Regions from separate parts of the Homo sapiens genome. Here region 2 is linked to region 1. Evidence: chromatin loops called from intact Hi-C (ENCODE). Cell type or tissue: mammary epithelial cell. All regions are shown on one strand. Each heading gives the region's core, and the rest is flanking DNA. Links, peaks and the distances in the headings are about the cores only.

Region 1 (15,563 bases), core at 4,637-8,636:
ATTTGTATTAAAATTGTACCCTTCCAGTACGCTCCACCTAATTTGCCTGGCAAATCCAGACTGTCCAGTACCTGCATGTAGTAGATACATCTGTTACCGGTTTTTTTCTTACTTGCTGCCACACTGCTGGTTTTCTGATGCACACTAAGTGATGAGATAAAAACTAACTGTATATAACATACACAAAAATCTTTTAATTTTTGAAATATTTTTTCTATTAATAAAACCATATCACCTAAATATTTTAATAATTTATTTTCAACATTTTTAATAAGAATAAACCTCATGTAAAAAAACTCACAATTCCACAGATTTTTCATATTAAAAATTACGAGTACATCTCTTTCATTTATACCTCGAGTCTCTGAAAACAGGTGTTATCCTTTTTAATATACATATAATGGATATCATATAATAGAGTCTGCACTAATGTTTGAATATTCAGTTGTTTGTGTGCATTCTACATATGTACACATAGAAAATTGGAAAAATATCCTTAAATTGATATCCATGAACTTAGCTATGGATTAAAGTATCTTTGATAAACAGAAAAGATTCTATACCTAGATGAAGCACACTATCTAGTGACGGCTCAGACAAATAAATTTAAAACTATGGATAGAGTGTGTTAAGTATTGTAATATGAACAAACATAGGGTGTTATGTGAAATAAGTGGGAATTTAACCCAGTCTTGAGGAATGAGTATAGATATCCCACAAGATAAACTGTTTACACTGAGCTCTGCAAAGATAATTATAATTAAATCCAGGAGTATTATATGACTGTGGGCTTGACAGCAGGGTATGTTTATTATGGGAATGAACTTCTGGAAAGAGAGAATGTGTATGTTTAAGGATGCTAAAGTCATAAGAAATAATTTTGTATGTGAGAACCCTACTAACATTTAATAATATGTAATTTTATTTATGGGTAAATTTATAAATTGTCTTAGTCTTCTCTGTGCTGCTATAACAGAATATCTGAGACTGGGTAATTTATAATTAATATAAATTTTTTGGCTCATTTTGGAGAACGGGAAGTCCAAGATCAAGAAGGGCCTTCTTGTTATATCATCCCATGTGAAATGGCAAACAGAGGGCAAGAGACAGCAAGAGATCCAAATTGCAGCCTCAGGCCCATTTACAATAGCCATTAATACATTCATGAGAGTTCCACCCTTATGACCTAAACACTTCCCATCAGGGTCCACCTCCCAACATTGTTGCATTGGGGATTTAGTTTCCAACACATGCTTTTTGGGAGACACATCCAAACTATGGCATTCTGTCTCTGGCCTCAAAATTCATGTAGTTCTCAAATGTAAAATGCATTCATTTCATCTCGAGACACTCAAAGTCTTAACTGTGATGGTTCCAGCACTACCTCAAAAGTCAAAAGTTTGAAGTCTCATCTTAAATCAGATATGGGTGAAACTCAAGGCATGGGTGAAACTCAAGGCTCACATCACAGTGAAGAAAATTCCTCTCCAGCTGTAAGCCTATGAAATTAAACAAGTTAGCTATTTAGAAAATAACTATGGTGGACCAGGTGTAGAATAGACATTTTCATTTCAAAAGGGAAAAAAAGAAAGAGGTAACAGTTTCTCAGTAACTACAAAACCCAACAGGAAAAGCAAAACTAACTCTTAAAGCTCCAGAATAATCTTCCTTGACTCCATGTCTGGCCTTCTGGGCATACTGGAGTTGGGGCTAGGCCCCCAAAGACTCAGGCAGCCCCACCCCTACGCTTTGCTGAAGTCAGCCCATGCAGTAGCTCTGAAAGGTTGAAATATTGTGCCTGCAACGCTGGTAGCTCTACAATTCTGAGGTCTTGGAGGAGGCCTCACTCCCATAGCTTCACTAAGTATAACCCTAGTGAGGAGTCGCTGACATGGCTCTGCCACTGTGATAATTCTCTGTCTGAGACAACCTTGAAAATCTAGTTGGGGAAAGTTATGCCTCCACAGGAACATTCTTCCGTCTTTCAGAATTAGCCCCATGTCAACACTGTTAAGGTTTACTGCTTAAATCTTCTGGAATGGTGGCCCCAGCCATATTGGGCTGGCTTGAGTCATCGCTGTGGTGGCCAAAGAGCACAAAATGCTCAAAGCATTGACTTGAGGTAGCACAGAGCAGCCAATGCTGGGATGCTGTGGGCACCTCTCTGGAAAACTTTCTGTCAAGATCCTAGCTTGCCTTAAACATCTCTGAAATGCTTTTGACGTAATTCTCCCTTTGGTTGGTTGAATAGAACATAGCTTTCATCATATTATCCATATTAATCTCTTTAACAAATGGTCTCTTGGAAACACATTTTGCATTTTCTCCTGAGTATGTATTTTTAATCTTTACTTGACCAGTCTGAGAGTTTTCCCAACATTTTCACTTTGTTTTCTTTTTACTTATAAAGTCTGTCTTTAAGTAATTTCTCTCCTCTTGAATGTTACTAAACATGCCTAAACAAAGCCGCACAGTACCCTGAGCACTTTACTGATTAGAAATTTCTTTCTCCAGAAATCCTAGTTTATTCCTCCTAAAATCTGTCTTTCATAAAGTCCTGGAGCATTTACACAATTCAGCCAAGCCCTCTGCAACAAAAAAGGCCTTTATTATAGGTTCCAGAAATATATTTCTGTTTTCCATCTGAGGTCTCATTTTCTACCAGCATTCTGATTATGACAACTTACGTAATTTATAAGAAGTTTCAGACTTTCCCTAAAGCTCTTCTTCTGAGCTCTCACCAGAATTGCCCTTAATGCTTTGTTTACAACAATTTAGACATTTTTCTAGCCTGCTCCTCCAATTATTCCAGGCACTACCCATTACCCACTTCCAAAGCCACTTCTGCATTTTCAGGTATTTGTTGTAAAAATAGCCCAACTTTTTGGTACCAATTTTCTGTCTTTGTCCATTTTTTGTTGCTATAGCAGAATATCTGAGATTGTATAATTTATAATACACAGAAATTTATTGGCTCATGATTTTGGTGGCTTGTGAGTTCAAGATCAAAAGGCTGGCATCTGGTAAGGGCCTTCTTGATATGTCATTCTATGGCGGAAGGTCAAAAGGAGAGTGAAATAAAGCAAGAGATCAAACTGGAAACCTCAGGTTATTTTATAATTGACATTAATCCATTCATGAGGACTCCACTCTCATGATTTAAATATGTCCCATTAGGTTTCTCCTCCCAACAATATTGCATTAAGAGTTGTTTCCAACACACGTTTTATGGAGGGCACAGTCAAATGACAGCACACACCTAAAAAAAGTATAGTGCCTTACTCAAATTCAGTAATTAAATATGGATGTAAATTAGTATACAGTAAGGGAGGAGAGGCTAAGGAGGTGACTTTTAACCTGAAGCTCATACAGATATAAAAGGCTTTAGGTCGTGTTTCTTCATCTAAAACTTGCTGGTAGCTCTCTTCACTTTTATCCTGTGCTGTGCTACTTTGTATAACTGTAGTTTTTCCTCCCAGATGATAAGCATTCTGAGGGTACAACCTGTATTTACTTCTTTTTTTCTGGCCTTTCTGCCCAGCTCAATGCAGCATAAGGATACATTTGAATAAGTAGGTGATTGCTTATAGGCAACTGCTTAGGGCATGTTTTTAATGAGATATTTCATATTTTAAAATAAAGCTTATTATAAAATACATTTTCAAATAAAGCAGTTCCATTTTAAATTTCTAAATGTTTTGATAATAAATATTAGAAAGCTACTATTCTATGCTTTTTCCTCATTGTTTTTGTCACTTAATCCCAAGTTCTGCCTAATTCAAAAGGATGAAGCATAGATCAACAGCACATCAGTGATAAATACTTCCAATACAATTTGCTTCCACATTAGATATTAGAATCTCTTTTACAGACACTTAATTTGGTACAATCCTCAGGCAAGTCTGGGCTCACAGCAATGACAGAGGTTCCGATTTGTTTTCCTGAGTCATCTACCCTTCCATCTCTGTATATTTTAGGACATAGGGCTTATAGCTGAGAGGAAGTAATCTAAATCTTTTGAAATACTCCTCTTATCTGTCAACATTCAGGGTATACACACAAATGAAAAACCACAAATAATCACATATATCACAAAGTAATGCATAAAATGACAGTTTTGTAAAAATTGGTATTTAAGCAACCTTCAAATGAGGATCATGATGATTTCATTATATCCCTAGATCAGTATACACTCTTGATCTCCATGAGTAGGTGATGCATTTTTTATTTGCCTTATAAACACTTCATTATGTAAAATAAAATTAGAATTCTTGTTAAGTGTAAGCTATATGAATCCTTTAAAAATACATTAATGTATTTTGAAAATTTTTAATAAATAATTGGAATTTTCCAAATTAAAAGCTATTGAAAAACAATTTAAAAGCTTTCGAAAGCAAAAGCAATTCTGGATTGTCTTTAAAAACACAGAAGTGATGTTTTTAAAGTTAGAATATCTTCAAATGCTTTTATTGTATACAACTGACTGCAATTTTAAGTTACCTCAAGTTTTTCCACATTTTACTTAGCTTTTTAAATCACAAATAAAATATAAAAAAGCTGGCAGTAGAATGTTACAGAAAACAAACTTCCAGGAATTGCCCAGGAAATAGTAAAGATTCAGTCTAATTTCTCACAACTCATTATAATAAATATTGATGTTATGGATGCTAACATGAGATTACCAAACTTCAGTCAATAAATATCTATTGCTCTTCAGTGCACTGTACATACTAAAGAGAATATTTTTATTTCCAGCAGTAAGCAACTCCTGAACTTAACTGGCTTAGGGACCTCTTCTATAAACATTGCAGAAACCTGCAAACATGTCTATCATAATACCTACTATACTGCATTTGATTATGTTTTTCTCTATTCATTTCCTTCTTGCCTGAAAGCTCCTTGAAGTGATAATAGAGTTTTATTACTTTTTTTTTAATATATAGTGCCCAGATAGTTTTAATCTATAGTGCCTAGACAATGAGAGCTCAGGAAATGTTTGCTGCTGACATACAGGAATGAATTTTAAAAATCACATTTAGACATATACACTAAGAAAATTTGATTTATAGAATATTCCTGTGCTTCAAAGAAAAAGGCATTTTATTAATCTCTTATTTATCTGGCAATGTAATGTCATACTTTATTTCCCATCTTTGTATTAAGACTTTATCAACATAAAACCCTTAACAAAGATTTTGTTGCAACTGGAAATTTACTTGGTATTTTCTAAAATTTAAGTCAATGTATCACACCTTGAAGTCATACAATATCATAAGAAAATTTTAATGATGGATAATGCTTTTAATTACTATAGTCACTTTCAACATGACATTGATGATATTTTTATTTGCTTGTCTTCTGAATCTAATGTATGACCTAATAGTATGCCTCTGGATAGTTAAAAATATAACAAAGAGAAAATAAATGACTGAAAGTGATAATAATATTTTTAGTTATGTATTATTATTTTAAGGAATGCATTTGATATTTATATATACCTGTTCATTACTGAATAAATAAACTATAATTTATTATTTATTATTACCAAGGTAATACACCTTTGTTATAAAAAATGCTGAGCAATAAGAAGAAGAAAAAGTTTACTTAGAGTCCCCTGAAAAAAAGATACCCAGTGGCAAACATGGTAATTTTTCTTTCCCTCCTTTATCCATGTAAAGTTTTACATGGTTAAAGTCATAACACATGTATTTTAAAATAAAGCAAATATGTTCTGGTAATAATTTGTTTCTTCAGCAAATATTTTTTGGCACCTACTATGTGCTATGTACTCTTCTGGGTACTTGGGATATATCAATGAACAAAATAGAAAATATTATTGCCCATGTGCATCTAAAGCTCTGGGACCTACAAATATAAATAAAAATAAATAAGGAAATTGCATAGTATGTTAGAATATTCTATCAAAAACGAAAGCAGGGAAAGAGAATAGGAGATCAAGGAAGGAGTCTAAGATATAAATATAGTCAGATAAAACATGACTGAGAAGGCTAGTTTTGAAAATGGCTCCGAAGTAAGTAATAGAATGAATCCCAGAGAAATTTAGAGTAGAAGACCAATGACTGTGATGAAACAAAAACAGAAAGTTATTGTGGTTGAAGCAGAGGAAACATGGGAGATTATACTGAAAATAAAATACAGTGAGACTGTATTAATCCATTCTCATGCTGCTAATGAAGACATATCTGAGAACACCTAATTTATAAAGAGGAGGCGGTTTAATAGACTCACAGTTTCACATGGCTGGGAAAGCCTCACAATCACAGGGGAAGGTGAAGGAGGAGCAAAGGCATATTTGACAAGGCAGCAAGGAAGAGAGCATGAGCAAAAGGGAAAAAGTCCCTTATAAAACCATCAGATCTTGTGAGAACTCACTCACTATCATGAGAACAGTATGATGGTAACTGCCTCCATGATGAAATTACTTCCCACTGGATCCCTCCCATGACACATGGAGATCATGGGAACTACAGATAAAGATGAGATTTGGGTGGGGACATAACCAAATTATATCCTTCTACCTCTGGCCCCTCCCAAATCTTATGTCCTCACATATTAAAACAAAATCATGCCCTTCCAACAGTCCCCCAAAGTTTTGCCTCATTTTAGCATTACCTCATAAGTACAAGTCCAAAGTCTCACCTGAGACAAGGCAAGTCCTTTTTGCCAATGAGCCTGTAAAGTTAAAAAAAAAAAAAAAGTTAGTTACTTCCTAGATACAATGGAGGTACAACCATTGGGTAAATACACCCATTAACAATGGGAGAAATTGGCCAAAACAAAGGGTCTACAGGACCCATGCAAATTCAAAATCTAACAAGGCAGTAATTAAATTTTAAAGCTCCAAAACAATCTCCTTTGACTCCCTGTCTCACATCCAGGTCATGTGATACAAGAAGTGGGCTCTCACAGGCTTGAGCAGCTCTGCCCCCTGTGGCTTTGCAAGGCACAGCCCCTCTCCCAGCTGCTTTCACAGGCTAGCATTGAGTGTCTGCGGCTTTCTGAGGCACATGGGGCAAGCTGTTGGTGGATCTACCATTCTGGGATCTGGAGGACGGTGGCCCTCTCATAGCTCCACTAGGTGGCACCCCAGTAGGGACTCTGTGTGAGGGCTCCAACCAAGTCCCCAAACTGCAAAAAGCAGCAAGTCTCTGGGCACAGGCCATGAAACCATATTTTTCCTCCTGGGCCTCCTGGCTTGTGATGGGAGAGACTACCTTGAAGACCTATGAGATGCTCTGGAGACATTTTCCCCATTGTCTTAATAATTAACATTTGGATCCTCATTACTTATGCAAATGTTTGCAGCCAGCTTGAATTTCTCATCAGAAAAAAGACTGTTCTTTTCTATCATATCATCAGGCTGCAAATGTTCTGAACTTTTATGCTTTGCTTCCTTTGTTTTTAAATTATACTTTAAGTTCTGGGACACATGTGCAGAACATGCAGGTTTGTTACATAGGTATACATGTGCCATGGTGGTTTGTTTCACCCATCAACCCATCATCTACGTTAGGTATTTCTTCTAATGCTATCCCTCTACATGCTCCCTGCCCCCGGACAGGCCCCAGTATGTGATGTTCCCATCCCTGTGTCCATATGTTCTTATTGTTCAACTCCCATTTATGACTGAGAACATGTGGTGTTTGTTTTTCTGTTCCTGTGTTAGTTTGCTGAGAATGATGGTTTCCAGCTTCATCCATGTTCCTGAAAAGGACATGAACTCATTCTTTTTTTATGGCTGCATACTATTCCATGGTGTATATGGGCCACATTTTCTGTATCCAGTCTAACATTGACGGGCATTTGGGTTGGTTCCAAGTCTTTGCTATTGTGAATAGTGCAGCAATAAACATATGTGTTTATGTGTCTTTATAGTAGAATTATTTATAATCCTTTGGGTATATACCCAGTAATGGGATTGCTGGGTCAAATTGTATTTTTGTTTCTAGATCCTTGAGGTATTGCCACACTGTCTTCCACAATGGTTGAACTAATTTATGCTTTCACCAACAGTGTAAAAGCATTTCTATTTCTCCACATCCTCTCCAGCATCTGTGGTTTCCTGACTTTTTAATGATCACCATTCTAACTGGTGTGAAACGGTATCTCATTGTGGTTTTTATTTGCATTTCTCTAATGACTAGTGATGATGAGCTTTTTTCATATGTTTCTTGGCTGCATAAATGTCTTCTTTTGAAAAGTATCTGTTCATATCCATTGCCCACTTTCTGATGGGGTTGTTTTTTGCTCGCAAATTTGTTTAAGTTCCTTGTAGATTCTAGATATTAGCCCTTCGTCAGATGGATAGATGGCAAAAATTTTCTCCCATTCTCTAAGTTGCCTGTTCACTCTGATGGTAGTTTCTTTTGCTGTGCAGAAACTCTTTAGTTTCATTAGATCCCATTTGTCAATTTTGGCTTTTGTTGCCATTGCTTTTGGTGTTTTAGTCATGAAGTCTTTGCCCATGCCTACCTGACTTTATACTACAAGGCTACAGTAACCAAAACAGCATGGTACTGGAACCAAAACAGAGATATAGACCAATGGAACAGAACAGAGGCCTCAGAAATAATACCACACATCTACAGCCATTTGATCTTTGACAAACCTGAAAAAAAACAAGCACTGGGGAAAGGATTCCCTATTTAATAAATGGTGTTGGGAAAACTGCTTAGCCATATGCAGAAAACTGAAACTAGACCCCTTCCTTACACCTTATACAAAATTAACTCAAGATGGATTAAAGATTTAAACATAAGTCCTAAAACCATAAAAGCCATAGAAGAAAACCTAGGCAATACCATTCTGCCTCCCTTTTAAAGATAAGTTCCAATTTCAAACCATATATTTGTGAATGAATAAAACTGAATGTTTTTAGGAGCACCTAAGTCACCTCTTGAAGGTTTTGCTGCTTAGAATTTTTTTCTGCCAGACACCCTAAATCATCTCTCCCAAGTTCAAATTTCCACAGATCTCTAGGGCAGGGGCAAAATACTGCCAGTCTCTTTGCTAAGCCATAGCAAGAATCACCTATACTCCAGTTTCCAATAACTTCCTTATTTGCAAGACCACCTCAGCCTGAACTTCACTGTCCATATCACCGTCAGCATTTTGGTCAAAGCCATTCAACAAGTTTCTAGGAAGTTCCAAACTTCCCAGATCTTCCTATCTTGCTGTCTTCTTCTGAGCTCCCCAGATTGTTTCAATCTCTGCCTGTTACCCAGTTCCAAAGTTGCTTTCACATTTGCGGGGTGTCTTTACAGCTGTTCTTCACTACCTGGTACCAAGTATCTGTATTAGTCTGTTCTCATGCTGCTAATAAAAACATACTCAAGACTGGCTAATTTATAACGAAAAAGAGGTCTGATGGACCTACAGTTGCACATGGCTGGGGAGGCCTCACAATCATGGTAGAAGGCAAATGAGGAGCAAAGGCAGTTCTTACATAACAGCAGGCAAGAAAGCATGATAAAATAGAAAAAGTCTGTTATAAAACCATCAGATCTTGTGAGAACTCACACACTATCATGAGAACAGCATGAGGATAGCTGCCCCCATGATGAAATTACCTTCCACTGGGTCCCTCCCATAACATGTGGGGATTATGGGAACTACAATTAAAGATGAGATTTGTGTGGGGATACAACCAAATCATATCAGACAAGAATGGTAGCAAAAAGTTCAGGTAGGTGGCCATAAAAATAATCCAGGTGAGAAATTATTGATGGGGACAGGAGGCAGAAAAATTCTGGGCAGAATAATGCAGGTACCCAGCAAGGGTCCCACCCTCAAGCCTAGAACCATGGCCCAAAGTGAGAACATGCATTCCTGTTTTCCTGTTCAAATGTTGCCTTTTCTAAAACCACCCTTAACCCACCCCACTGTTGCAGGAAGTCAGGGACCCCAAACGGAGGGCCCGGCTGGAGCTGCGGCAGAGGAATATAAATTGTGAAGATTTCATTTTAATATGGACACATATCCATTCCCAAAATTAATACTTTTATAATTTCTTACACCTGTCTTTACTGCAATCTCTGAACATAAATTGTGAAGATCTCATGGACATTTATCACTTCTCTAATAATACTCTTATTATTATGGACATGCAAGTAGGAGAGAGATCACTGAATTCTTTTCCCAGCAGGGAATATTAATAATTAATACCCTGGGGAAGGAGCATTCCTCAGGGGAAGTCTATAAATGGCTGCTCTGGGAGTGTCTGCCTTATATGGTTGAGATAAGGACTGAAATACGCCCTGGTCTCCTGCAGTACCCTCAGGCTTCTTAGGGTGGGGAAAAGATCCCACCCTGGTAAATCTGAGGTCAGACCGGTTCTCTGCTCTCGAACCCTGTTTTCTGTTGTTTAAGATGTTTATCAATACAATACGTTCACAGCTGAACATAGACCCTCATCAGTAATTCTAATTTTGCCCTTTGCCTTGTGATCTTTATTGCCCTTTAAAGCATGTGATCTTTGTGACCTACTCCCTGTTCATACACCCCCTCCCCTTTTAAAGTCCTTCATAAAAATCTGCTGGTTTTGCGGCTCAGGTGGACGTCACGGACCTACTGATATGTGATGTCACCCCCGGAGGCCCAGCTGTAAAATTCCTTTCTTTGTACCCTTTCTCTTTATTTCTCAGACGGGCCAACACTTTGGGAAAATAAAAAGAACCTATGTTGAAATATTGGGGGTGGGTTCCCCTAATACCCCACCCCCATTCTGTGCTCACACAAACCCCAAGCTTTGCCAGCAGAGCAGGAGAGGAGGAGAAGAGGAGAAGCAGCTAGACATCGGAGACTATGATTTGACATTGGACAGAAGCAGCTTGATGTTAGAGGAATGGTTTGATGGTATTGCTTCAGAGAGGAGTTCGTCCAGACTCCAGGGGAAGATCACCTGCCTATTCCACATTTTTTCCAGCACCCCTTCTGGCTGAGAGCCACTTCTATCAGCAATAAAATCCTCTGCATTCATTAACTTTTCCTGGATGCCAAACAAGACCTCAGGTGCCATGGGTACAGATCCTAAAGGCTGCCACACTAACCCTCTGCTCCTGCTGATGGCAAGCAACCACCTCATGCAAAAAGGCAGAGGGCCCAATGAACTGTTTAATACTTAAGCTGTCCACAGATGGGAAAGTTAAAGAGCACTGTAAAACACTCTTTGGGGCTTCAAGGGTCATGGGTACTCCCTGCTTGATGCTGCCATGGGGCCCGCACAGAGTTTTGCTTCTGTCAGCATCCAAAAGCACTTGCCCTGGCTCCTGCACCCACGCACCTGTGTGCTCTCTCTCTCATGAGAGGTTGAGGGCAATGGGTTGTAATCGGTGGAGTTTTGCTCTTTTGCAGGTGCCTAAGCAACCAGCTAGCTCCATCACCCACACTCCAGTTCCCCACTCACAAAGGGGTCGGATAAATTTCCCACTTTATTATGTTTGTTTAAGTCAGAGGGGAAGCTGTGACAGTGGAAAGAACTAGTTGAATTCTGGATATATTTTGAAGATATAACTAGTAGAAAGCATTCACATTAAAAATAAGGTATGATCATGATAACCATATAGGATCACACTAAGATTTTGTCCCAAGTAACTAGAAAGATGAATTTGTCCTCACTGTAATGGGAATGATAAGAGGGATCATCAATTTGGGAAAAAAGTTCAGGTCACCAGTTCAAATATATTAATATAAGTTGTTTAATAGGAATTCACACATATCTTTATGTACTCAGGTGAACATATAAATTGGGAACTGTGGAGAGAGGTTAAGACTTCAGACTGAAACGTAGGAGTCCTTCACATGGGTGAGACTGGAAGAATTCTCCCAAGGAAGTAGTGCAGATAGGGAAGAGGTGTCCAGAGACTGAGCATAAAAGCTCACCCATGTTAGGAGACAGTAGTATACAAAAAAGAAGGCTAAACAAAAGTATCAAGGAAAAGTGGAATAAAATCTAGCTCTTTTGAAAGCCAAGTGAAGAAAGAGAACAGAGTGATCAACTATATCAAGCACTACTGAAGGGTCAGATTGGATGAGGCCTGAGAAATGAGCCTAGGTTTTAGAAACATGGATGTATCGGTTAGCAATAATAATTGTGGTTATGTTTAAGTAATAGGGATTAAAACCTAATTATAAGAAGTTTAAGGGAATATATAGGAAAAATAATAGGAGATAATATGAGATATTTATTTAATTTTAGTAGATAAAGTTTTGTTGTCAAGGGAAGCAAAGGAATGAATGAAAAGTGGTGAAAAATGTGAGTGTAAGCCTTTCTCTTTGTATATTTAAATAAAACTGTTGAATAGAAAAAAGTTAGCTTCTCTTTTTTTTTTTTTTTTTTTTTGATATGGAGTCTCACACTGTCACCCAGGCTGGAGTGCAGTGGCATGATCTCAGCTCACTGCATCTTCCACCTCCTGGGTTCAAGCAATTCTCCTGCCTCAGCCTCCCCAGTAGCTGGGACTACAGGTACATGCCACCATGCCCTGCTAATGTTTTGTATTTTTAGCGGAGATGGGGTTTCATTGTGTTAGCCATGATGGTCTTGATCTCCTGACCTCATGATCTGCCTCCATCTCCGAAAGTGCTGGGATTACAGGCATTAGCCACCGTGCCAGGCCAAAAGTTAGCCTCTTAGATCCTGATGGAAACGATCCAGTAGAGGGAAAAGTTATGATCCAGGAAAGTAAAATGATAATGACAGAGGAACTGACCTTGAATAAATAAGTAAGCACTTAGTACACAAGGAGAGAGCTTGGCCTTTAACAACAGCAAAGACAGTTCATCTTTGCTAACAGAAGTGAATATAGAAGGATACAACCATTGGTAAGTGTGCTGATATGGTGAGTGGAGCTTGAGATTTTCTCCTGATTGCTATTTCTTTTTTAGATGAAGTTGATATAATATAAAAGAAATCATCTTAAACAATTCAGTGGCATTTAGTAAATTTAATTTGGTGCAATAATCACCTCTACTTGGGAACCCTAACTAATACAACACCTAATACTATGGATATGATAAAAAAAAAGAACAAATGTTGGCACAGTAGGCTGTCTACAAGCTTGAGGAGCAAGGAGAGCCAGTCCAAGTCTCAAACATCGGACTTGAAGTCCGATGTTTGAGGGGAGGAAGTATCCAGCACGGGAGAAAGATGTAGGCTGAGAGGCTAAGCCAGTCTTGCATTTTCATGTTTTTCTGCCTTCTTTATATTTGTTGGCAGCTGATTAGATTGTGCTCACCAGATTAAGGGTGAGTCTGCTTCCCCAAGCTCATTGATTCAAATGTTACTCTCCTTTGGCAACACTCTCACAGACACACCCAGGAACAATACTTTGCATCCTTCAACCCAATCAAGTTGACACTCAGTATTAACCATCACAAGTCCAGCCCTTGTCAACTTGAACCCATGCACATCTCCGAGATCATACATGATGTTCAAGTAAAGACAATAATAAGGTCATAATTATGCATAACATAATACAACTATCCTTTGTACAACCGGAAACATACCAATCCCCAACCCAAATACTATTACATAAAGTTAACAATGCTTAAATGCTGATATGAAGTCAATAAATCTATGTCACATGATAAAGGAAAATAGAAGATATTTTCTTAGTACAAGGGTATACATGCATAAACATGTTTTTAATAAAAGAAGGAGGAAATACCCATTACAGTTACAGTCCTCTTTCTGCAGCTGGTCATGTAGTTGTAGCTGGTATCGATGATTACCTTCTTCTACTACCCATTCTGTATTCCCTTCACCTTCAGCAAGCATCTCAGCAGGTCCTGCTGGCGGAGCAACCCAAGCCTTCATTCGTGAGGGGTCTGGGCCATTTGTAGTCCTGCCTGGATGGGGCTGTTGTACTTTCCCATTGACCTTAATAACAGAGCATGGTAATACTAAGAAATGCCCTAATGGATCTCCTGTATTTCATGCATACTCTTCCTTAACTCCATATGGAGTAATAGACTGATTTCATCTTGATAGTCTGGGTCAATCACCCCAGACAACACTGTAACTCTCTCCGTGGCTTGTTGACTTAAAGGTAGGGGGAGCCCAAAGTGTCCAGGTGGCAATCTGGTGGCAATTGCTGGCCATTAATCCACTTTGAATTAACTTTTGTATATAGTGTGAGGTAGAGGTCAAAGTACATTGTTTTGCCTTTGGACATCCAATATTCCCAGAACCATATGTTGAAGATACAATTATTTCCGTATTGAATGGTCTTGCAACATTTGTTCAAAATCAGTTGGCAACAGATGTATAGTTTAACTTCTGACTCTTAATTTCTTTCTACTCTTCTAATATATTTATTCTTATGCCAGTATCACATTGTTTTGATAACTATAGTTTTGTAGTAAGTTTTAAGATCCAGAAATTTGAGTCCTTCAGATTTACCATTTTTTGAAGTAATTTTGACTATTTGGATTCCAACTGGAATTACAGATTACCTTTTCCATTTCTGCACAAAATGTCATGGATATGTTAATTAAGATTACACTGAATGTGTAGATCATTTTGGACAATATTGCTACTTAACATTAAGTCTTCCAATTTATGAACAAGAGATGCCTTTCAATTTATTTAAATCTTCTCCAATTTCTGTCAGCAATGTTTTATAATTTCTAGTCTACAACTCTTTCAATTTCTTTATTAAATTTATTCTTTTGTATGCTATTACTTAGAATTGCTGGACTTGAATTTATTTTCTTAATTGCCTTTTTAGATAGCTCATTGTTAGTATATGAAAATATAACTGATTTTTGAGTTGTCTGCAATTTTGCTAAATTTCTTTAACTTGTAATATTTTTGTGGATTGTTTGAGGTTTTCTATGTACAAGATCATGTCTTCTGTGAATATAGCTTGAATTCTATTTATCCGATCTGGATGTCTTTTATTTCTTATTCTTGCCTAATTAGGCTCACAGAATTTTCAGTACAATAAATAACAGTGAGAAAATAGTGTCTTATTCGTGATTCCACGGGGAAAAATGTTGTCTTTTACCCATGAATATGATGCTACCTGTGAATTTTTCATAAATATTCTTTATTATATTGCAAAAGTTTCCTTCTACAGGGTTTCTATACATCTTATATACATATACTTGTATGTAACTACATATATACACATATATAGAAACTTATACATACATGTTTCTACATACTTCTATACATACACATAGAGTATATAAGTATATATACATGTATACATATAGATACACACATATATATACATACATTTGTATGTATATGGGTGTATATATGTACATACGTAGGGTTGTGTGTGTATATATATACCCCTGTACTTATATTAATGTCTCTGTCTATATCTATACAGTATTCTATATAATTTTGCTTACCATAGAATTCTTGGTTGACAGTTGATATTTTTCCCCCATCACTTTAAAAAATGTTTTTCTACTTCCTCTAACCTCTGTCATTTCTGATAAGAAATTTGTTGTTAATCTTACTGTGCATCTTTTGTATATTGTAAGTTGCCTCTCTCACTACTTTCAAGATTTTTTGTCCTTGGCTTTTG
Region 2 (15,563 bases), core at 6,747-10,746, 78 kb after region 1:
GCCAGTTATCAAGGGAAATGCTTCCAACTTTTGCCTATTTAATAGGGATATTGACTGTGTGTTTGTCATAGATGGCTCATTATTTTCAGGTATGTTTCTTCAATACCTAGTTGAGAGTTTTTAACATGAAGTGATGTTGAATTTTATTGAAAGCCTTTTCTGCATCTACTAAGATAATCATGTATTTTTGCCTTTTTGCCTTTAGTTCTGTTTATGTGATGAATCACATTTATTGATTTGTGTATGTTGAACCAACCTTGCATCTCAGGGATGAAGCCTACTTGGTCATGGTGGATAAGCTTTTTGATGTGCTGCTGAATTTGGTTTTCCAGTATTTTGTTGCAGATTTTTGCATTGATTATGAAAGATATTGGCCTGAAATTTTTGTTACCTCTTACAGGTTTTGGTATGATGATGCTGGCTTGATAGAATGAGTTAAGTAAGAGTCCCTCTTTTTTAATTTTTTGAAATAGTTTCAGTGGGAATGGTACCAGCTCTTCTTTGTGCATGTGGTAGAATTTAGCTGTGCATCTGTCTGGTCCTGGGCATTTTGGTTGGTAGGATATTTATTACTGCCTCAATTTCAGAACTCATTATTGATCTGTTCAGGTATTCAATTACTTCCTGTTTTTGTGTTGGGAGGATGTGTGTCCAGGAATTTATGCGTTTCTTATAGAGTTACCAGTTTACATCTATAGAAGTGTTCATAATATTCTGTGATTGTTATTTGTATTTCTATGGGGTCAGTGGTAATAGCCACCTTTTCATTTTTTATTGTGTTTATTAGAATCGACAGTTTTTAAAATTAGTCTGGCTAGTGTTCTATTTTATTATTATTTTTAAAAAAACAGCTTCTGGATTCAATGATCTTTTGAATGGCTTTTCATGTCCCTATCTTCTTTAGTTCCATTTTGATCTTGTCTATTTCTTGTCTTCTACTGCCTTTGAGGTTTGTTTGTTCTTGGTTCTCTAGTTCTTTTAGTGGGACTGTTAGGTTGTTAACTTGATTTCTTCCAAGCTTTTTGATGTGGGCATTTAGTGTTATAAATTTCCCTCTTAACACTGCCTTAGATGTGTGCCAGAGATTCTGATATATTGTATCTGTTCTCGTTAGTTTCAAAAAACTTCTGGATTTCTGCTTTAATTTCATTATTTACCCAAAAGTCATTCAAGAGCAGGGTATTCAATTTCCATGTAGTTTTATGGTTTTCAGTGAGTTTCTTCATCTCGAGTTTTAATTTGATTGTGCTGTGGTCTGAGACTGCTATTATTTCAGTTCTTTTGCATTTGTTGAGGAGCATTTTACTCTCAATTATGCAATCAATTTTAGAGTAAGTGCCTTGTGGTTATATGAAGAACATACAGTCTTTTGTTTTGAGGTGGAGAGCTCTGTAGATATTTATCAGGTTCATTTGATCCAAGGCTTAGTTCAGGTCCTGAATATTTTTGTTAAATTTCTTTCTTGATGATCTGTTTAATATTGTCAGTGGGGTGTTAAAGTCTCCCACTATTAATATGTGGCAGGCAAAGTCTCTATTAAGGTCTCTAAAAACTTGCTTTATGAACCTGGGTGCTTCTATATTGGGTGCATATATTTATTTAGGATAGTTATTCTTGTTGAATTGAATCCTTTACTGTTATGTAATTCCCTTCTTTGTCTTTTTTGATCTTTATTGGTTTAATATCTGTTTTGTCAGAAGTTAGGATTGCAACCCCTGCTTTTTTCTGTTTTATGTTTTCTCAGTAAATTTTCCTTCATCTGTCTATTTTGAATCTATGTGTATCTTTGTAGTTAGATGGGTCTCTTGAAGAGAGCATACCAATGAGTCTTGGTTCTTGGTTCTTTGTCCAGCTTGCCACTTTGTGTCTTTTAGTTGGGGCATTTACCTCATTCACATTTACAGTTAGTATTGTTATGTGTGGATTTGATCCTGTCATCATGATGCTAGTTGGTTATTTTGCAGACTTGTTTACGTGGTTGCTTTATAGTGTCATTGGTCTGTGTAGTTTCCTGTGTTTTTGTAGTGACTGGTAACAGCTTTTCCTTTTCATAGTTAGTTTTTCCTTCAAGAGCTCTTGTAAGGCACATCTGGTGGTCATGAATTTCCTCAACATTTGCTTTCCTAAAAAGGATTTTACTTCTCCTTTGCTTATGAAGCTTAGTATGACCAGATAAGAAATTCTGGATTGGATTTGTTTTTTCTTTAATAATATTGAATATTGGCCCCCAATATATTCTGCTATACAGGGTTTCCCCTGAGAGGTCTGCTGTTAGTCTAATTGGTTTCCTTAGGTAGGTGACCTGGCCTTTCTCTCTGGCTGCCCTTAACATTTTTCTGCCTTTGAAAATCTGATGTTTATGTGTCTTGGGGAAGATCTTCTCATGGAGTATCTTGTGGGGGTTTTCTGCATTTCTGAATTTGAATGTTGGCATCTCTAGCTCGGCTGGGAAAGTTTTCCTGCATCGTATATTGAAATATGTTTCCCAAATTGGTTCCATTCTCCGTATCTTTTTCAGGTACCCCAATCAGCTGTAGATTCAGTCTTTTTACATAATCCCATATTTCTCAGAGGTTTTGTTCCTATTTTATTCTTTTTTCTCTGTTCTTGTTTGTCTGTCTTACTTCAGAAAGCTGGTCTTCAAGCTCTGAAATTCCTTTCTCCACCTAGTCTATTCTACTATGAATACTTGCGATTCACTGTGAAGTTCTTGTAGTGTGTTTTTCGGCTCTATAAGGTCAGCTATGCTCTTCTCTATACTGGCTATTTTATCTTCAGCTCCTGCATTGTTTTATCATGATTTTTAGCTTCCTTGCATTGGGTTACAACATGCTTATTTAGCTCTGCAAAATTTGTTTTATACACATTATAAAGTTTACTTCTGTCATTTCAGCCATCTCAACCTAAGCCTAGTTCTAAACCTTTGCTGGTAGGTGTTGTCATTTGGAGGAAAGAGCACACTCTGCCTTTTGAGTTTTCAGAATTTTTGTGCTGATCCTTTTTCATCTGTGTGGGCTTATCTACTTTTGGTCTTTGAGGTTGCTGACCTTTGGATGTGATTTGGGTTTTTTATTTTCCCTATTAATAGTCTGGTCACTGTTCCATAGTGCTGCTTCAATTTGCCAGGGGTCCATTCCAGACCCTAGTCACCTCAGATTTTCCAGTACACAGAATTATCACCAGTGAAGGCTGTGAGACAGCACAGATGGCAGACTACCCCTTCCTCTGGGAGCTTCATCCCAGGGGGATACAAACCTGTTGCCAGCCTGAATACACCTGTAGGAGGTAGCTGGGGGCCCCACGTGGGAGGTCTCACCCAGTGAGAAGGAATTGATCAGGGTCCCACTTAAAGAAGCAGTCTGGTCACGTTTTGCTAGAGCAGCTGTGCTGTGCTGGTGGATCCCTTCCACGCCTGGTTTGTTTAAACTATCCTAAGCCTGCAGGCTTGTAAGTGAGAACATTGAGTGCCAAACCACTTCTTACAATTACTACACGTGCATCTCTTCAACTAAAGTATTGTGGAAAGCATATACATAAGATTCCCAGAAGTAAGGGAAAGAAACAAAAACTATTAATATTCTTTCTTCTTTATTCTTCTTCTCTGTAGAAAACTGTTTCCTCATAAAACTGAATTACTTATCTTTTGGGAAAGACACAATAAAGTTACCTCTCAGAAGTCTTAAATATTCATGGAGTAATTCATATGACTAATGTAATAATTTATAATTATTTTTAGCAATGATTTTTTCTGAATAGTAAATTTATTCAACAATCTCAAGCCCTGTTTATATACATATGAAGTGAAATTGTCTTCTAAATATTCCCAAAGGAATGGTTTGGACAGATGCATGAAAATAAGAAAGACATATGGGAGATGTGTGGAGAGGAGGGGGGGTAAGCCTTTCTATATGAGTAACCTGTTACCTATACATTTAACCTCAGGGCTGCATGTGTAGGTTTTAAAATCACATAAAAACTTGTCAATTCAATTAGATTATACAAATATTCATTGTGGTAAAACAATGTCCTAGTAATATGTTTAAATAAATATGATATAGCTCTTATATTCAATTAGCTTATGATTTTAATTGGGACCGCTATGAATGTACCAGTGGTATATTATTAGGAAAAATAAGTTAAGCACCATTAAATATGATGGATGTATCATGGTGGTTCAAAGCAGTGTGAGATCATATATGGCTGATTATATATGGTTGATGGTTAGAAAGTTTTAAGATATTTTATATGTTGCCATTCTGAAGATCAGTTCCATCTCTGTTGGGACTAACTATATATATTGAAGTACAGTTGACTCTTGAACAACATGGGTTCGAATGACACTGGTCCACTTGTATGTGAATTTTATTCTGTCTCTACCACCCCTGAAAGAGCAAAGCAACTGCTCTTCTTCCTCTTCCTCTTCAGCTTACTCAATGTGAAGATGAGGATAAAAACCTTTATGATGATCCACTTCCACTTAATGAATAGTAAATATATTTACTCTTCCTTGTGATTTTCTTAATAACCTTTTTTCTTTATTGTAAAAATACTGTATACTGTAAGAATACTGTATATGATACATAATACATATACAAAATATGTGTTAATCAACTCTTTGTGTTATTGGTAAGGCTTCATGTCAACCATATGCTATTAGTAGTGAAGTTTTGGGGGAGTCAAAAATAATAGATTTTTCTTTTTTTAATTTATTATTATTATACTTTAAGTTTTAGGGTACATGTGCACAATGTGCAGGTTAGTTACATATGTATACATGTGCCATGCTGGTGCGCTGCACCCACTGACTCGTCATCTAGCATTAGGTATATCTCCCAATGCTATCCCTCCCCCCTCCCCCCACCCCACAACAGTCCCCAGAGTGTGATGTTCCCCTTCCTGTGTCCATGTGTCCTCATTGTTCAATTCCCAACTATGAATGAGAATATGCGGTGTTTGGTTTTTTGTTCTTGCGATAGTTTACTGAGAATGATGATTTCCAATTTCATCCATGTCCCTACAAAAGATATGAACTCATCATTTTTTATGGCTGCATAGTATTCCATGGTGTATATGTGCCACATTTTCTTAATCCAGTCTATCATTGTTGGACATTTGGGTTGGTTCCAAGTCTTTGCTATTTAAAGTTTTTTTTTTTTTTTTTTTTTTAATCAATGTTGACCAGGTTGGCCTCGAACATGTAGCCTTGCCTCCCCGAGTGCCAGGGCAACCAGTCTGAGCCGCAGAGGCTCCCGATACTTAGATTTTTCAACTCCACAGGAGGTTGGCATTTCTAAGCTTCACGTTGTTTAAAGGTCAACTGTGCTGCCAAAAACAACAAATGTTATGGAAATTGGTAAGTTTTAATATGTAAATTTATTCATATTTTTCTAAATATTGTTTCTTACAGTGATCAGTGCATTGGTTGCCCTTGCCTTAGTCTTTCCTTCTTCTGGCTTGATCCCATGAAAGCCAGATGTACATCTCTGTGCTTACGCCTCTGCATCACAGGAGAGGAATCCCAAAATATGAATACGGCAGCTGATATATGTTGCCCCTTTCCTCTCCTGAGAGAGGGACATATCTCCATACTACAAATTCTCCCTGGAAGGAGAAGAGAAAAACCCCTGGCTTCCTACCATTGAAATGTAAACAGATAAATGTCCAAAAGAGGATGATAAGTGTCTCTGGCTTTACATATTCTGGACCGTCTTCAAGGTTCCTAGTTTTATTCTCCTTTTAGAGACAAACTCATAATTCCAGAAATACAAATCTCTTCAGAGTTGTCAATACCTCTTCAGTCATCTTTTAATTTCCAGGGTTTGTCCATTAACCAAAGTTCCAGTGAAATTTACTAATAAAGCCTTAACCATGCAGAGACATAAAAAAGATTTCCTGTAAAATCATCAAGCTCTGAGATGAAAGAAAACAGCATAAATTTTTTCCTTAGTGATTAAATGATAGTTGAGTAGTATCAGATATCTTCAGGCCACTCATTTTATAAATAAATCTGGGACAAAAGAGAAAAAAATAATCCCATCACATTCTCCCAGTCTTTATCATGGGATCATTCAGTCTTCTCTACTTACCATTAATAGTTGGAAATTCTTAAAGTGAATTTTAGTTTCTTTTTTGAACAATTATTTTTACTTTATAATTAATAAATAATAATTTTATATATTCATAGGGTGCAGTGTGATGTTTTGATATAATGCTTGCAATGTAGAATGATTAAATCAGGCTAATCAACAAATTCATCACTTCACATACTTATTTTTTTTGTTGTAGTGAAATAAATGTAAAATCTACTCTTTTAGAAATTTTGAAACATACAAGGCATTATTATTTATTGCAGTCACCATTTTGTACCATAGATTACTGAAGCTTATTCCTCTTTGTCATTTTTTTTTTTTTTGACAATATCACTCTGTTGCCCAGGCTGGAGTACAGTGGCACAATCATGGCTCACCGCCGCCTGGACCTCCTGAGCTCAAGTCATCTTCCCACCTCAGCATCTCACATAGCTAGGACTACAGGTGTGCACCACCAGACCCAAACAATGTATTTTTGTTTTTGCAGAGATGGGGTCTCACTATATTGCCCAGGCTAGTCTCAAACTCCTGGGTTCCCAGCTCAGCCTCCCAAAGTGCTGGGATTACAAGTCTGAGCCACTGTGCCTGGTCTTATTCCTCTTTGTCTAATTGAAACTTTGTATGCTCTGATTAACATTTTCTTCCCCTCTCCTCCAGGATCTTGTTACCATCATTCTACTCTTGACTTCTATGCGTTCAATTGCTTTAGATTGCACATATAAGTGAGAACATGCAGTATTTGCCTTCCTGTGTCCGGCTTATTTCACATAGCAGAATGTACTCTAGGTTTATCCATTTTGTCCTAAATGACAGAATTTCCTTCCTTTTGAAGGCTGAACAGTATTCCACTGTATATAAGTATAACATGTTTTTTAAATCCATTAATCTGAAGATGGACACCTAGGCTGTATTCATTTCTTAGCTATTGTAAATAATGCTGCAATGAAAGTGAGAGTACAGGCTCTCTGCATACTACATACAGTCTCTTCTGCATACTAGTTTCAATTCCTGTGGATATACATCCAGAAATAAGATTACTGGATCATACAGCAATCCTATGTTTAGTTCTCTGAAGAATATTCATACTGTTTTCCATAGTGGCTGTATTAATTACATTGCCACCAATAGCACACAAGGGTTCTCTTTCCTATATATCCTGGCCAGCACTTGCTATCTTAGCCTCTTTTGTTTTCTCATTCAAAATTATTTCCCTAGGCTGCCTCACACACACTTATTTCTTAAATTAGACCCATACAATTGATAAAATTGTATCTTCAAACTAGAGCTCTTTTTGACAACCAGATTAATAAATACAACTACTTATTTGATAAACTTGGAATACCTATAAGATCCTGAAACTCAACAAGCCCATTACTAAAATAATGATCATTAACCAAAAAGTGGTGTTTTCCATGACTGTTCTTTCAGTGATTAACATCACTACGAACAAACAAGTGCATACTTCTGTGTTCAGTTGAATTCAGATGACTTGCTACCCTAGGTAAGCCAGAAACAAACAAGCGATCTGAATATGTCCCTCCTCTTTATCTTCACATCTAAGCCAGAACCAAATTCTCTAAATGCTTTTCTTCTAAATTTATCTCAAATCTTTCTGTTTCTTTCTAATGCCAAAAGAATTAGGTTAGTGCAAAAGTAATTCCAGTTTTTGCCATGACTTTCAATGTATAACTTGAGCTGCTATCAACTCTTGCCTGAATTAGAGGAAAGTGATTACTTTGGCCAAAATATCTTGCACCAAATCCACTGGCTCCTGAATACAGTGCACACTTATTTCTCTAGTCTCACTCTGTAAATCACTATGATCTGTAGACAGTGCCCTGTCAATGGAGTACCATTATCTTGCCTTCTTTTGGCTAATGATAGAACCATTAGATTTCCAGTCAGTTGTCAAAATCTCAGAAAGGCCTGCCCTCACATCCTTGATCAGGTCAAATCTTCCTGCTTTAAGTAATCATGTATAATGTGCCTCTTCTTCTAAAGAGTTATTATAGCTGTAATTTTACATTTATATGTATGATATTTGATTAAAGAAGGCAGAGATGATATCTGTTTTTGCTCAATTATGGTGATTGGCTCAGAGAAGCTGCTTATATATTTTGGTTGAATGAATTAAAGCCTCCTTCTGACTTCACTCTAGTAGCTGTTTTATAATGAGTGATTTGACTACCATCAAAGCCTTAGGCAAGTTAAGGTCCTTGGTTGTGTCAAAACTAAAATCAGATCAAAGTTAGAAAAATGTTATAGTTTATTATGCATGCAAAAAAACAGTTCACAAACTGGAAGATTTCAAACCAGAAATGCGAAACAGCTCTTCTCTCAGCAGTTTTAGTGCAGCTTATAAAGCATAAATGAAGAAGTACATGGATCTTCACTGTGACTGGCTATTATAAACATATATTCCTTTTAGGGAAAGTACAGCTGTCTATGCTGATTTGTCTGTAGCTGACTGGTTTAATTTCACTGAATTATGCTGACAAAGACAAAAAGCTTACATTTCATGTTTTGTTTATTGTAAAAGCTAGTGTTTCAGGGAAATCAGGATAACAATTTTTGGCTACAAGGCTATGGACCATTGGACTCGAGGTAGCTAAAGTGTAGCCTCAATTTTTATATACTTATTTGCTTGTTTGTATGTTAACATTTGGAGAAAATGAAACTGATTCCATCTGAAAGACAGGAAAGGGAGCGGCAACCAGCTAATAAAACAATCAGTGTCTTGTCTTGTCATGCACACGGTGCTGCCACCAGCCCTGCTAACATTGAACTACCGCTACTGCGGGCACCACTGGACTCTTAACTGCACTGCCTGCTGAGTAAATAATCTTCAAATGTATGGCTTTTTATTCCTGGTGAGAGCATCATACTGAGAGAAACAGTGCTTCAGCTGCCAGAGAGGAGAAAGGAGGAATATATAGAAACATCCAAACTTCATAGTAGGTCTCCTGCAAAGACCCACACACTGGGCACTCCTCTCAAGAGGAAAAAAGTCTGGGGGCTGAGCAGCTCAACGTGTCAGCAAAAGTCTATGATGAGGCTTTAACTCGAAATTCTCCTGTATTTTCTCAAACCTCCCAAATGCTCCAAAATACAACTATTTTGAAACAGTACGTGAAGGTAGTTTTGTGTTTCTATTGTTTGTTTCATCAGTTTGTTCACTACCATATTGTGAGAACTTAAAACGGTACCTAAAAGATATGCACTCAATAAATATTTGTTGAATGGATATTACTTATTAAATATTTTTAAGTGACTACCTTTTTACCAGTGATTACTATATGTAAGACACAGTTATAAATGTATTTTATAAGACATATTATAAATGTCTTAAATATATTAAATCAATTAATTGTCACCATTGTCATAAGAGGCAGGTGTAATAACTATCCCCATCTTAAAAATGATAAAACCTGAGAGCAGGGAGATAAAGTAACTTTCCCGAGGTCACACAATAGTGATCAGCGGAGCCTGAATTTTAATTCAGACAGATTGTCAAAATTTCTGTGTAACTACTATGCCAGGTAGAGTAAAACAATGATTCTAAATTTGGCAAGATTTTTTTATTCCTGTTAAAAACGGATTGGTTGGTTGATTGATTGGAGACCCAAATATAGTATGCCAACACAACAACATAATGTTTCTAAAACTCACTTCTCTTCAGAACATTTCAACAGCTCAACATTTCCTAGTAATATCTTAAACCCTTAGTCTAGCTTGCAGGATTTTCAATGATCTTATACTAGTTTCCAGTGTCTGGCACACTATTTACCATGGATGGTAACTTCTCCTTTCATCCCTGTTATTACTTTTATTGTGCACTCCACCTTCATATGCACCCTTATATTCAGTCATTCTTTGAACTTACGTATTTCTAGGAAATCCCAAGAAGTTTGAATGCCACATATTGTGTTTGGCAGCAGAAACAGCAAATACATTTTATAGGGTCCTAGTGATTCAGCTGCTTTTAGGAATGTGGCTCTCACACTGACCACATGGTGACACTTTTCCCATATATAAGTGAGCACCTGATGAACCCACATGTTGCATAGTACATCATTCTTTCTCCTGAGTGCTGTACAGAATAGAGTCCAATAACTGGTTTAGATACGCATCTAATACTCACAGAATAAACATCATTCATTGAGGCTAGTGTCAGGTATTCCTTATGCTGGAATGAGAACACACAATTCAATGTGAGACATAAAGATAAGTAGAGGCAGATACAGACAACACAGGACCACTTTAAGAAGGGCCCAAATCACATATCCCTATCCCTACACACCAATTATTGAAACTCCTGACTTTGATCAGTTAAATCTGTAACAGAGAATTGTTAAGACTCAGCATATGCAGCACAAAGCAGCACAAGGGAATAGTGCTCAAAGTGCAAGCCCAACATGAGCTGATGAGCATCATAGCCAGCCAGCAGCAGTTCAAGGTGTGTGCTCTCAAGAAGGCAGCAGAACCAGTTAGCAGGCCAAAGCAAGAGAAGAAAGTAGTAGTCATCACCTAGACATCTTGCTGACAGCAACAATTGCTAGGGTTCATCCCATTTTTGTGGCAGATTGCACACCACGCTTTTTTTCTTGAAGTTCCCTACTATCCCTCATATATGCCCATCAAAATCCAAGTTTCAATTAGCATTTCATGGAATCTTTGCTGGTTCCAATTGGTGAATAATGTTCATTTCACTGGAGTAGCACAATACTTTGTTTATAGCACTAATAGAACAGTAATAATGTTTTTTTTTTTTTTTTTTTTTTTTTTTTGAGACCGAGTCTCGCTCTGTCGCCCAGGCTGGAGTGCAGTGGCGGGATCTCGGCTCACTGCAAGCTCCGCCTCCCGGGTTCACGCCATTCTCCCGCCTCAGCCTCCCAAGTAGCTGGGACTACAGGCGCCCGCCACTACGCCCGGCTAATTTTTTGTATTTTTAGTAGAGACGGGGTTTCACCGTTTTAGCCGGGATGGTCTCGATCTCCTGACCTCGTAATCCGCCCGCCTCGGCCTCCCAAAGTGCTGGGATTACAGGCGTGAGCCACCGCGCCCGGCCAGTAATAATGTTTTATAAAAAGGTAGTTATTGCCCTGATTGTGCTGGATGTTCCTTTTAAGTAGACTAGGCAGCTATACATATTTTATAAATATCATTATGACTCTTGATGGATATCCCACTCTTACTAAATAGATCTCAATAACATTTGCAAAATTAAACTCATGGCCATTTTACAGATTGGATTAGCAAGTTTGTTTGTTTTGGTATTTTTAAATGAATAATGACTAGGGTAATGCCATGTAGACTCTATTAAAAATATTGACACTGATATATTAGAAATAAAAAGAAGAGTCTAGTTCCATGATTTGCCAAGACTTTCTTATAGTTTCTGGATTCATTTTAAAAAAAGAAAAAATATTAAAGCCTATTTTTTGAACCACGAGAAAGCTAACCTTTGTAAAGGTAGCAAGATTTTGACATAGGCAATCTTTTATTTTTACCTTTCTGCCACTGGGAATGACAAAAAGCACAAACTTCTTCCAGTGAAGCAAGGTTTTGAAACTTGCTCCTTGGAAAAAGTCAGAAGGCTGAGTTCTATTCTCAGCTCTGCTGCTAAGTGGTTGACTTACCTGAGGCAATGAGGCTAACCTGACTGTGCCTTACTTTTAGTCTCTGGGAGAAAAGAGAGTGGTTAGCAGTCTCTTAAATTTTCATTACAGTTGTATGAACACATGAGAAAGATATATGAAGGACTTTGAATTGCTAAGAGAAGGATTATTTATAAACATAAACCACTGTCATTATGTTTGAGCATGGCTTCAAGCTGGTAATGTTCAACTTCTATACTGCATCGTGTGATGGTGACAAATCATGGGACCCTTGAGCGGATGGCCTACTACACATAAACACTAAGTTCTTACTCTAATTTCATAACAAAAGAAAACAGTTTGATGTATACTCGTCACACATAGTTAGGACCACTTTATTATACAATTTTTCATTTCATTGAACAAATAAGGAATGAAATATGCTACATTTCAATCCTGAAGCTTTACACAGTAATCCCTCTATAAGAACCCTGGTGCTTTATAGCTTTCACATATCTTTCTAAAACACGTTAAGTGGATATTCATGAGTCTGGAGTATTTTATCACTTGAACATGGAATCAGACTGGAATCAAGGGGAACTTTGAAAGCATTTAAGCTATGATTATAATAAAACCGCCTCCACTAAACCTATAACATAGCAGGCAATAATGCATAAAACAGAAATAAAGCAGCTTCCAACATAAGCAGGCAACATTTTAAGTCAGTATCTTCAAATTTCCACACAAATTCATCTTTACAGAAAATCTTCACTTAATTATCTTATTAAAAATAGTAACAGCTTCATCTTCTCCATCTCTCTGTACCTGTTTTACCTCACTTCATTTTTCCTTTGTCGCCCTAACTACCCCTGATATCATGTGTGTTGTGCTTGTTTTCTCCTCCAAAATGCAAAATCCCTGAGACTAAAGACTGGGATATTTTGTTCTCTTTACTGCTGTATTCCAGAGCCTATAAAGCATGTAGAAGGTGCTTAATAAATGTTGGTAGGATTGATGATTTTCTGTTTCTAATCCCCCTGATTATCCAAAACATATCTTAAAATATAGTTGAAATACAGTTGTTATGCATTATAAGTGGTAAATCATAAATACTAATCATAGGAAATACTTTATATGGTTATTTCAATTCTAAAATACTTAATAAGCCATTATATGAATTTAATAAGACTACATATTATAGAAAAAACATTTTGAAACTCAATACACATCTCAGGCCAGCTGACTGAAAGCAAGAGACATTTGTATGACTTTGCTACCCTTAACCCATTTCAACTGGAGCAGTTATGCTTATAATTGTCCTGTTTAAAGGTAAGTTTCATTTGATCAAAGGGTTTTCTGGCTTTAGAAAGTTTGAAACTACACATATGAAGCTAGTATAATACAGAAAAGTATTTTTTATGACTGTAATTAAGTTAAACATAAAAATGCTTATTTTTCAAAAGATACATTCAGTATTGTTCCAAGATTTAAAAATAGAGTACCTATTAAATAATGAAAGATATTACTTTTGCCTTTAAGAGTTTATTATGTGGTTGTATGTTGAAAAGTCAAAATTAATATACATAAAATACCAAAAGCAATGCAAAACATAATTGTATTGAATACAAAATTTAATGAGCTGCATATATTATATGACTTTGAGGATGAGAAATATTAAAGATGGTAGACAAAGAGAAATGAACAAGGAAAATTATACATGATGTTTTAGTCATTTATGGTCTGAATTAAATGATGATAATGAGGTTGAAGGTGATGGAAAAATAGATGTTTCAAATGAAGAAAACCTGAAAAGCTTAAACTATGTTTGAAATACTTTCTTTAATAAATGTTAAAAAATCAACTAATTTTTAAAATAATAATTGATATGGATATGTTAAGATTATTTTGTACTGAAAATAAATTATATTGTCTGGAAAAATATGTAAAATTCATAATTTTTTCTATGATACTGAACAAGTAAGATCCCTTTATATTTTCTGATCCATTAGACTGCCAAATTTGACATTTTACAGTTATGCACTATAAGATTTTTTTATTTTTCATTTGTAAATTATAAATAAAATTATGACCAAAAATGTGTGACCAAGATTAATTTCTGGACTTTAAATGTGCTTCAGTATGATGAACATAATCAAAGTATCATGAAGGAGAAAAAATGCAATGCTAATTATATATATGATTTTAAGCTGACAAAACCTTTACTAGATCTAACATAAATGCATGCAAATAATATTTAAAATAGATTATTACGTAGACTAAAGACTGCAGGTGAACATGCCTAAAGAAATATAAACATAGTACACATTTTTAAAAGTTAGGAAAATGTCTATCACTCTCAATTTCCTATTCCTAAATTAAAATTTTATGTATTGGATCAGATTTCTTATACATTTCTAGGGGCATAAATTCTTCTGATTTTATTTTTAAACCTTTTCCTCTAAACCAGTAGCTAAAAGCTTTGTGTGTGTGTGTGTGTGTGTGTGTGCGAGAGAGACAGAGAACAAGTACACATACATATACACATACCTATATAAAAATATATGTGCACATATACACATACCTTTAATTAATAAATAATATTTGAATCACCAAATAAATGTTAAGCTTAAGACACTAAAAACATAAATTGTTAGTTTTCTCTATGTTCATTCAACTGGTGGCTTGGCAAAATGTTATCGTATTAGGGTGTTACCTTGTCTGTAAGAGTAGAAACTAAGAACAGGGCTCCTTTTCAAAAAGTTTCCTTGAGAAGATAACTCAGGGAATAGGAATGAAGAACAGAGGGAATGAAGCAGAGAAAGTAAAGCCAATAGAGAAATGAGTTACTGAGTTTGCCACCCATACTTAATTGGCTATTTTATCTCCAGGAACTTCTGAGAAGCATTAGTGTGTGTGTGCACGCGTGTGTGTGTGTGTGTGTATATATATATATAAAATAACTCTCTGCCAATGGGAAGAAAGGAGAAAGCACTTGTCCCTCAGCTTCCGTAGTTATTGGTCAAGGGTTGCCCTATAGGAGTAACCATTCCACACAAGCTACACATGAAGGAATGGCAAAATGGTTCCCATGGGTAACTCAAAGGTTAGCCCCAAGGTAAGAAGCCAGACATCATTGAAGCTATATTTAGCAAAGCACATAGATTGCACCTGAGCAAAAGTGGCAGAAGTCTGTTTAAAATTATTTGTTATAGCAGTGACTAAAATAACAACAAAGGAAAAGAATCTGAAGAAAGCAGCACACACACAACAGGTATCCAATACAGTTTACTTTTTGCATCATTCAGATTTACTCATGCCTTCTGTGAAATCCAATATATCACCAGGGGTGGCAAGGCACATTATTTGTTTACAAAGATACAAGACAGTTTGCAAAACAAGCAACATTCTATGCTCCAGTCACTCACCTTGAGGACATAACTGCTATTCATCACCTCTCTCCTTTATCACTAATTCTAGATTTCATTTGTGCTTTGTTAGAATTTTGGCTAGTCAAGGCTGACTGCTTTGTGACATGACCCATGTCACTCTCCCCAAAGAGTTTGAGACTTTGGTTAACTTGCTCTTGTTGCAATGTGGTTGCTAAAATTGTCCGGTTGCCGCTATCATCAGTCAGGGAAGTACTCCAGGGAACAGGCCAAGTGAACTCCACACACATACCCAGTCTCATTTTATAGTCACAAGAGTAACTTTTCATGCTTATCACGACAATTATCAATTACTTATACACATAAAATAATTGTTTTGGTTTGGTTTTATTTTTCCACTGAGCCACTGGACCAAGATTTTTAATCAAATGGAGCCTATAGTTTTGAAGCAAAAATCTGCACATGGGTTAGCAGGAATGATAGAGAAAAGG

Evidence for each region. A loop is a pair of places that touch in the nucleus more often than their neighbours do. Peaks named below come from ENCODE experiments on the same cell type or tissue, not always from the same donor. Only the 100,000 strongest peaks of a DNase experiment are listed, where the experiment ranks them.
Region 2: a loop joins it to region 1, with 22 times the contacts of the local background. A loop is called at or near these places in 1 of 110 quality-filtered maps.

The regions. Positions count from the first base shown.
Region 1 is chr1:102,543,888-102,559,450 of GRCh38, forward strand. No RefSeq gene overlaps it. Among named protein-coding and RNA genes, the nearest start is that of OLFM3, 550 kb to the left of the region's middle. RefSeq lists a silencer at 7,062-7,181. In mammary epithelial cell, for the core only: a CTCF peak has its summit at 7,107 (motif pointing right); no DNase peak of the experiment used is centred there.
Region 2 is chr1:102,619,673-102,635,235 of GRCh38, forward strand. No RefSeq gene overlaps it. Among named protein-coding and RNA genes, the nearest start is that of COL11A1, 480 kb to the right of the region's middle. In mammary epithelial cell, for the core only: a CTCF peak has its summit at 8,883; no DNase peak of the experiment used is centred there; H3K4me3 peaks cover 285 bases; H3K27ac peaks cover 339 bases.